Linked DNA regions of Homo sapiens: region 1 is linked to region 2. A link is an interaction called in ENCODE POLR2A ChIA-PET data of the cell type or tissue named here. Cell type or tissue: K562. All regions are shown on one strand. Links, peaks and the distances in the headings refer to the core of each region. The heading gives the core; the rest is flanking DNA.

Region 1 (4,406 bases), core at 130-4,129, 180 kb before region 2:
GTTGGAAATAGTTTCCCAGGTAAATCTGACAGCCCTCATTCCTTTCTGTTTTGGGAACCACCTACCTATAGATGCCAATGGTTACATTCCTAGCCGATCTCTTCATTGAACTCTGGATCTACTACCTAATCTTCTACAGGAACTTTAGGCCTGGCTGTTTTACTAGAGCCTCAATCAAATGTCCCAAACAAAACCCACTAGTTCCTGCTCCCCCTACCATGGCCAGGATCACGGCTGCATCTTCCACTTCTCCTTCTCCCCTCACATCCTTACCCATGGCTTATAATCCACCTCAAAACCTTCAATTATACTTTAAAAAGTCTCTAGAATATGCCTAATCCTCTCTGGCCCCACTACCACTGCATCAGTCTCTGGACTTGTCTTCGTGGTTGTAAGCTCTCCATGCACGTACTCTATACTGCCATTGGGATAACAGTTGTAAAATAAAAACCTGCCTGCATTACTCATTGCCAATGGCCAGACAGAAAGGATGCTGTGTGCAGTTCTTTGGTACTAGTGTTACTTACCAGCCTCATCTTCTGCCATTCCCACTCTGCCTTTTCCTTGATGTCTGTGCTTCATTCTGTACTTCTTTCCTCAATGCCCCATGCTGTCCCTCGTCTGCCTGCAAAGCCCCACTCTGCTTGGCTAACTCTTCCTATACCTGCACCTTTACATTTGTTATGTCCATCTGGCAAGATTTCCCTGACCCCTTCTAGCTAGGCAGAGTGAGTTTTCTTCTCTTTATTTGCTACCATAATTCCTTGGGTGTTGCAGCTATTTTATACCCCCTACTAGAGTATAAAAGCTTTTTTTTTTTTTTTTTTTTTTTTTTTTTGACAGAGTCTCACCTGGTCGCCAGGCTGGAGTGCAGTGGCACAATCTTGGCTCACTGCAACCTCTGCCTCCCGGGTTCATGCCATTCTCCTGCCTCAGCCTACCGAGTAGCTGGGATTACGGCGTGTGCCACCACTCCCAGCTACTTTTTGCATTTTTAGTAGAGATAGGGTTTCACAATGTTGGCCAGGATTGGTCTTGATCTCTTGACCTCATGATCCACCCGCCTTGACCTCCCAAAGTACTGGGGTTACAGGAGTGAGCCACTGCGCCTGGCCACCTTTTTTTTTTTTTTAAATAAAGAAAAGACAATTGTTAATACATCATTTTACACTTAGAGCCCAAACTGAGCAGACGTTCAGTTAGTGTCTGTTAGATAAATACATGTTGCATAATGAATTATTTCTCATATGAAGAAATAAAGGTTAATTCACATGTCTAAGAGGGACAGAGTGAGTCCTCTAATCTAGGGTTATTCCTAATAAATTATTTATCTGTGATTAGAGAGACTCTGTACATATACATGAATTGGGGTTAAACCTTAATGTGAGATACTATTTGATAGGCTTTTCTAGTTTTCTTTTAAAATTTTGCTACAGAATGATAGCATTCTCAAAGACAGCAAGGGAATAAAGAGCAAATGTGACTGCTTAGAAATGGGGAGCCCACTGCTAACTCTCTGTGTGCTTCTCTTACAGCACTTAGCTCCTCCCAGGCCAGGCTCCCTCTCCATAATATATGTGGGTAGATTAGATGATGTTTAAAGGTCTAACTCTGTAATTCTATTATGCTGCATGTGTCACAGTGCCCTTTAAGCTACTTCCTCCTTAAAAGGCTCAGTGAGCAACCAGTGAAATATACCAGGAAGTATGATGTATCCTGAAGCTTGACACAAAAATCTCTTGGCACAAGTATCCTGGACAACATGCAACTGATGGGCACACCTGGCCGGTCTCAGCTCCAGATGTTTTCCTTAATCCCTGGCCTTTCATCAGGAATGTGGATTTCTACTGCCATTTAATCCCTATCTAAACATACACCCACCTGAACGGTGTGGAGGACTGGATAGTAGATGGAATCAGTTCAAAGTGTAGATGGTGGCATGGTGTTTTTCACAGACAGCCTATCCTGGGGGTCTGTACTAGATATTTTCTCCCTATACCTATGTACAGGAAATTCTCCAGCCCATGAGGAAAGGACCCTATGCTGGTCTAGTACAGGGGCATGTTCAGTTCCCTAGAGGAGTCCCCTATCTTCTCTGCCACCAGCTGCTGCTGATTGGATTAGGGGTGGTGTCTGTCAGCACAGCCAGACTATGAACTGGTTCAAAACCTGTGGCCTGACCTCATGCAAAAGACATCAGCTGCAACCAGACTCTTGAATTGAGAAATACTGAGAGAATGGGACCATTAACTCCATTAATTCCAGAGGAGGAAATGGTAGCTGTGAAGATGCAAGAGAGAAACTCAGGTAAAGTTAGAACCATGAAGTGTCATGGTAACCTGAAGTTATGAAGAAGCAGAAACTGGAATTTTTAAGAATTCAGAGGTTGCACTTCCACGTGGGAGTCCCCGAGGTGTGAACCATACAATCTGGAGTAAAGAATAAATCAGTTAGATAGAAGAGAACTGAGTGGATGAGCAGAGACAGATCACAGGGGTCCCACCACATAACCCTGCTGCTGCTGGCAGAGAATTGTCTCTGGACCTGCACAATCTTCTTGTCCAATTTCATGCTCAGAAAGGTCTGGCCCTACCACAGTGCTTGTTCTTATTTCTGTGAGGTTCTCTCTCCAGTGTGTATTCTTACAACCACCACTCCTCCCTCATTTCTTGCAGTAACTGGAAGAACCTAACACAGACACCTGTAGGGCAGGACTCCTTATTTTCTGACTCCCTGGCTCTGACCACAGGTAGGACATTCAGGTGTCTAAGTATCTGGGTTGCTCTTTCTCCACATTCATGTAACATTTTCATTTGCAGAGCAATGTCTTTAGATAGTCAGCAATCAAATCCCTACACCTTAATACTTAAGGAAATATTTAAATAGGAGTGCCATAATTTAGGGCTTATGGATACCAAGGAAATGCTGGATGGTTTTTAAGGGGTTCTAGAAACCCTTATAACTGTATGCAGTGAAAATGTGTGTGTACGTGTGGGGGGGGTTGCATTTTCCTCGTGAGAGGTCCTGTAACTTTAACCAGCTTCTCAGAGAACTCTGTAACCCTTCATCCCCCTTAAACTGAAGATCACTAGTCTGTGTGGCACGAGCTCAAACTCTAGAATCAGACCTGTGACTGATATCCCAGTTGTACCACTTACCAGCTGGGTAGCCTTGTATATTTACTTTACCTCTCTACAGCATATGTTATTTATGTATGAAATGGGTCTAATACTTATAGTACTCAGTACTCACACACAGAAGTTTTATAAGGATTAAGGGAGGTAACCCACATAATGTGTTTAGCACAGCACCTGGCATATAGCAAGTTCTTACTGATGGTAGATATTACATTTTTGTTATAGTTAATAAATGTAAATGTGACCAATTCATCATTGTCATGTGTTTTCAAATTCTGAATATTTATGTTTTATTGTAGAGGGTGTATTTTTTGTCAGAAAATTATAAGACTAGAGGGAAAGACTAGTAACCAAATATAATTTTTCAAAAGCATAAATTTTATTCTCTAACAAGGCACATCAGAAAATACCATGAAAATTTCCTCATATTTTATAAAATTTATGAATATATAAAATACTGATGAGCTAAATGGATCTATTTTGTATTGATGAACATGATTTTATGTATTATCATAATAATAAAAATTAGATGAATTTAAAAGTCAATTGCTTGGAGGTTAGCAAAATATTGAAATGACTGAAGTTGAAGATTTATTACCACTTAACATACACTTATTTAATACCAAATATTTCACTGTGGAGGAATAGCTGAGAAACCAAATGTATTGACTAGAGTTTATATGAATGTTTCAATATAGCTGCTCTTACTTGATTATGTATTTTAAAATTTTGTTATTATTTTTTATTTATAAAATAGAGACAGGGTCTCATGTTGCCCATGCTGGTCTCGAACTCCCTGGCTCAAACGATCCTCCCGCCTCTGCCTTCCAAAGTGCTGAGATTACAGGAGTGAGCCACTGTGCCTGGCCAATTATATATTTTTAATGCCTAGTAAAAATCCATTATAAGGTACATTTTTGGCATTACCAATTAACTTGGGTGGGAAAATGTGTGATCCACAGCAGGGCAAGATTTCTATTTTAAAATAAAAGCAGATACAGTCAAATGAACCTTACTGGAACGAATAGGAATGATATTATTATGATATTCTGCATCCACATGGCAAGAGATGACACCATTTTCTGAATTTACTTCAGATAAATATCCCGCAGTGGAATCAGCCTTCCCAGGGACCTCCCTGGACTCTGAGAAGTGATTAAAGGGACTGTGCGGCAGTCATGGGGATGCAAGCAGCTGTGGCCATCAAACTGGTTCTAACAGGTCAGTCCTGATGAGAACTCCATGGTGGGGAAAATAAATCCTCTAAAT
Region 2 (4,406 bases), core at 287-4,286:
AGACAGGATGGAGATGGATTCATGTAATAGGAAACAAAAAATCCTTCATTTATTTATATTTAAAATATCCTCTTTCTTGATTATTTTAGAGAATAAATTTATATACATTTAGGATGACTTTGCTGATAAGGAAAAGTCTCTTGGGCCTTGCATTTCCTTCTTAATTATAAAGGTTTGTGGAATGTTTTTCTGAGAACAGAAACCCTTCCTGAAGGAGTTATTCTTCCTAGAATGTTAGGAGGGTCTCCACTAGGTAAACAATGATGTCAGTGCAAATGTTTGAGTACTCTTCTCTCCCATCCAACTTGGCTTGGGGTTTTTTAGTTCTATTACTTGACTGTTTTTGAAACAGATTGAAAAATTTGCTCACCAAGAGAACAATGATTAACAAAATCTGTAAATTGCATTTCACTTGCTAATCAATAGCTCAAAAGAAAATCTAAATCCATGACTAATGGCCCAGGAGTAAACTACTTGCTTAGAAAAGCCTCTTTCGGTCAAAATGTTCTTTTAGAAATCTTTAGGGTATTTTTCTTTTCTTCTGTTCCCTATGTTATTATTCTACATTTTTAAAAACTTACACACTCTATAAATAATAAGGAAATATATTCCCAGGCCTCATTCTCTTTTTAAATACACATGAGTATCTATCATCAGTTTTTCCTCTGAATATCTATTCTCGGATTTTCCATGAGACATTGTAGAGTATTGGTTAAGAGTGTCTGCTTTGGAAACAGCTGTTCTGACTCAAGACCTTACCAGCTATGTGGTTTAGATTAACTTTCTTAATTTCCTTATACCTCAGTTTTCTCAATTGTAAAATGGGGATGAAATTTATAATCGTAGTGTGAACTTGATAGGATTGTGGTAAAGTCTGAATGAGAAAATGTAAGCCAAGCTCATGTTCTAGTTCTATCCCACAATAAGTCTCAATGAAGGGTGGCTTAAAAAAATAAGATATACAGGCCGGGCACAGTGGCTTACGCCTGTACTCCCAGCACTTTGGGAGGCCAAGGCAGGTGGATAACGAGGTCAGGAGATCAAAACCATCCTGGCCAATATAGTGAAACCCCGTCTCTACTAAAATAAAAAAAAATTAGCTGGGCATGGTGGTGTGCACCAGCTACTCAAGAGGCTAAGGCAGGGGAATTGCTTGAACTCAGGAGGCAGAGGTTGCAGTGAGCTGAGATGGCGCCACTGCACTCCAAATAAATAAACAAATAAATAAATAAGATATACAAAATAAAAAATTTTAAACTTTCAAAAAATCCCCAACTAAAAAAAAAATCAACAAAATATGTGATCTTGGATAAACAGAGCTTACCTCTCCAGACTGTTCTGTGTCTGAAGTTTTGTGACAGTGGGTAAAACAGTACGCATAGATAGAAAGACTAAGTGACAGTCCAGGGATGCCCATGGCAGTGTGCTGGTCTGTGTATGGAATATCTAGAGTATAGACTCTAGAATGAAAAAGTCAAGAGAAGTTATGTAGATCATAGAAAGATTAGACCAAATGGCCCAGGGAAAAATATGTGTTATCAATTGTATTACTGATTGGAGGGCACCGAGACTATGGCTAGTATTTCCATGTGGGAGTTTACACATTTTTGCCTACACAGAATTCAGGGCCAAAGAGATTACTGACTTGGCCTTATTCATCTGAAAAATTTTAAGTTTCAACAACAAAATGTACCTATCAAGGTTATAACACATAATCATATTAGTTCTTTTTCATATGTGTTTGTCTAGAACTGGTGCATTCATTTATTCCCTAAGGAATCAATGTATATCTCTTTCTTTGTCGGCCAAGCCTCCTAGGTCTACTTTCAAGGCTGTTGAGGTAAACTGATAACACCAATAGGGTATTTGGGGTAATTCTGTGAGGCAATGAGGGATGTTTACTACTCTTATTGGGGGGTGGGAGATGGATGGTGTTACAACTATGGAATGATTCTAAAAGGAGGAGTAAATGTCTGCAGAGTGAGAGGGAAGAGGAGAGAGATATTCTGTATGAATAGAGATGCAGAAGTGATAGACTGGTTGGTAGCAGGAGGTGGATCCAAGGTCAAAGGAGGGTTTGTAGTGAATGTGAAGCATGTGGGAATATTTGCAGGTTGAAGTGGGAAAGTCAGAAAGGAGAGGAAGGTTAAAGGTATAGGAAGAGGGGGGCAAGTTCTCAAAGAAGGTGGTGGTGGCCTTTAACTGAAAGAATACCCCACCATTTGGGGACGTAGAGTAAAGGAGATAAGGTTAGATGTGGGAAAAAACTCTGATAATTGTCATTGATTTTCCTTTGATTAGAAAATACATTTTCCTTTGACCACCAGGATAAAAAGCTGAACTGTTTATTAGAATTTCCCTGAATGCAAAAGAAGTAGAAAAAGAAGAAAACAGAGAAACATATTTTATAGTGGAATACCTGTAAATTCTCTACTTAGAAAATATTAACTTCGAATTCGTTTTTCTGTTTTATCCATCTTGCAGAAAGACTTGTTTTGTGTGGGTGTCAGTTGGCTAAAAACATTATATATTTTTTTACAAAATTCTCAGTGCTTACAATCTTGTGTGTACACAAGGCAGGGACATTCTTTGTATTATCAAATATTTGATTTCCTGTGAGGTTAACATATTTTTATTTCCCTATTTTGTGAATTGTCAGTTTTGTTATCTGAAAGAAAGCTTTTTTTTACAAAACACCTTCAAGCGAAAGAAAAAAAAAATGCCTAGGATTAAGAGAATTCAAATTCTCTGATCTGGGGTGGATGAATGGTGGAAACAGGAAGAAAATAACCAAGGCAGAAAAGATGCACAGAAATATAGACCCTTATATATGAAAGGGACTCTATGCAGTCCTGGTCCAATCAGTATCAAATTAATGAATGTGATGTGTACTTTCTTGATGGAGCATTCCTCTAATATCAGTTTGGTCACTTCTAGAAATAGGGAGATCACTATCTCTTGAGACTGCCCATTCCATTTTGGGTCTCAAAAAGTACCTATGTTTGAAAGTGCCGAAGTTATTACTATACATATGAATAGCAATTAAGTACTAGCTTAGAGAGCCTCATATGTGCCACGTGTAATTCTAAGTACCTCACATGTATTAAATCGTTTAATGCTCAAAGAGTCATCTTAGGAAGTTATGATTATTATCTCCATTTTACAGATAAGACAAATGAAGCTCGGAAAGGTTAGATAAACTTATCAATGTCGCCCAGCTGGTAAATAACGGAGCCTGACACAGGATCCTAGAATTCTAGCTCTAGAGCCTGTGCTTTTAAGCACATCAGTGTTCTTCCTTTCAATGCATGAATGTTCCCAGGTTTTCCTCATCCTTGAATTGGTCAAAGAATTCTACTGTTGCCCACTCAGACTTACCCCTTTCTTTGACTCCCATGGACAGATCTGCTGTTGCCAGACTATTTGCTTAGCCTTTTGTGATGCAGAATCAGGAATGACAAGAAAAAGGATAACAAGCAGATGGGCCAGGGGAAGACATTTCCGTAAAATGTGGCCCAAAACCAACATAGTATGACAAAAGTGTTGGAAGGAAAATGGAAATTTTGAGAAGCCTCGCTGGAGACTATACAATTCATGGCATTCAGAAAACTCAAGGGAGGAAATTGAACTATTCTTATGTTACTTTTTGTTAGCTAGACTGTACCCTGATTACTGCACCAATCTCACACTGGACAACAGAGATCATGGATTTAGCTTGGTTACATATATTTCTGTAAGAATCTGTTGGTTCCTTGATCTTGGACTTCCCAACATCCAGATCTGTGAGAAATAAATTTCTATTGTTTATAAGCTACCTAGTTTATGGTATTTTGTTACAGCATGCTGAACAAACTAAAGATACTTGAGAAATTCACTATTAGGTCTAGCAGGGTTTTTTGTAGGTTTCCTGGGTTATTTTTGCACAATGTTGTTTCACAATAGAGTTTTACTTCTTCTATTCAAATCTGGATACCTTTTATTCCTTTTTCTCTCCCTATTTCACTAGCTGGAACCTTCACTACAATGTTAACTAGATATAAGTTCAGATATCTTTGCATTTTTTCTGGTCTTAAGGGGAAAATAACCAATCTTTCATTATTAAGTACCATGTTAGCTGTAGTTTTTCATCATGTCTTTTATGAAGTTGATAAAGTTTTCTTATATTCCTATTTTGCTGAGAGTTTTTATCAGAAATTTATGTTGGATTTTGTCAAATGCTTTTTATGCTTCTACTGTGATAATCACATGGATTTTATTTTTTAGTGTATTAATAAGATAAATTAAGTTGATTGATTTTCAAATGCTAAGCCAAAATTGTTTACCAACACTGTTTTCATGAGATAAATCCCACTCTTTCATGATGTATTATCATTTTTATGTATTGTTGGATTTGATTTGTCAAATTA

Evidence for each region. Peaks named below come from ENCODE experiments on the same cell type or tissue, not always from the same donor. Only the 100,000 strongest peaks of a DNase experiment are listed, where the experiment ranks them.
Region 1: POLR2A ChIA-PET joins it to region 2 with 5 read pairs; 4 of 35 experiments call an interaction of 5 or more read pairs at or near these places.

The regions. Positions count from the first base shown.
Region 1 is chr6:139,432,103-139,436,508 of GRCh38, forward strand. LOC107986651 (a long non-coding RNA gene) reads left to right here. Exons shown (of 6, transcript XR_001744382.1): 3 at 2,676-2,749; 4 at 4,235-4,358. Among named protein-coding and RNA genes, the nearest start is that of LINC01625, 40 kb to the right of the region's middle. In K562, for the core only: no CTCF peak of the experiment used is centred there; a DNase peak (open chromatin) is centred at 2,119.
Region 2 is chr6:139,608,350-139,612,755 of GRCh38, forward strand. No RefSeq gene overlaps it. Among named protein-coding and RNA genes, the nearest start is that of LINC01625, 140 kb to the left of the region's middle. In K562, for the core only: no CTCF peak of the experiment used is centred there; no DNase peak of the experiment used is centred there.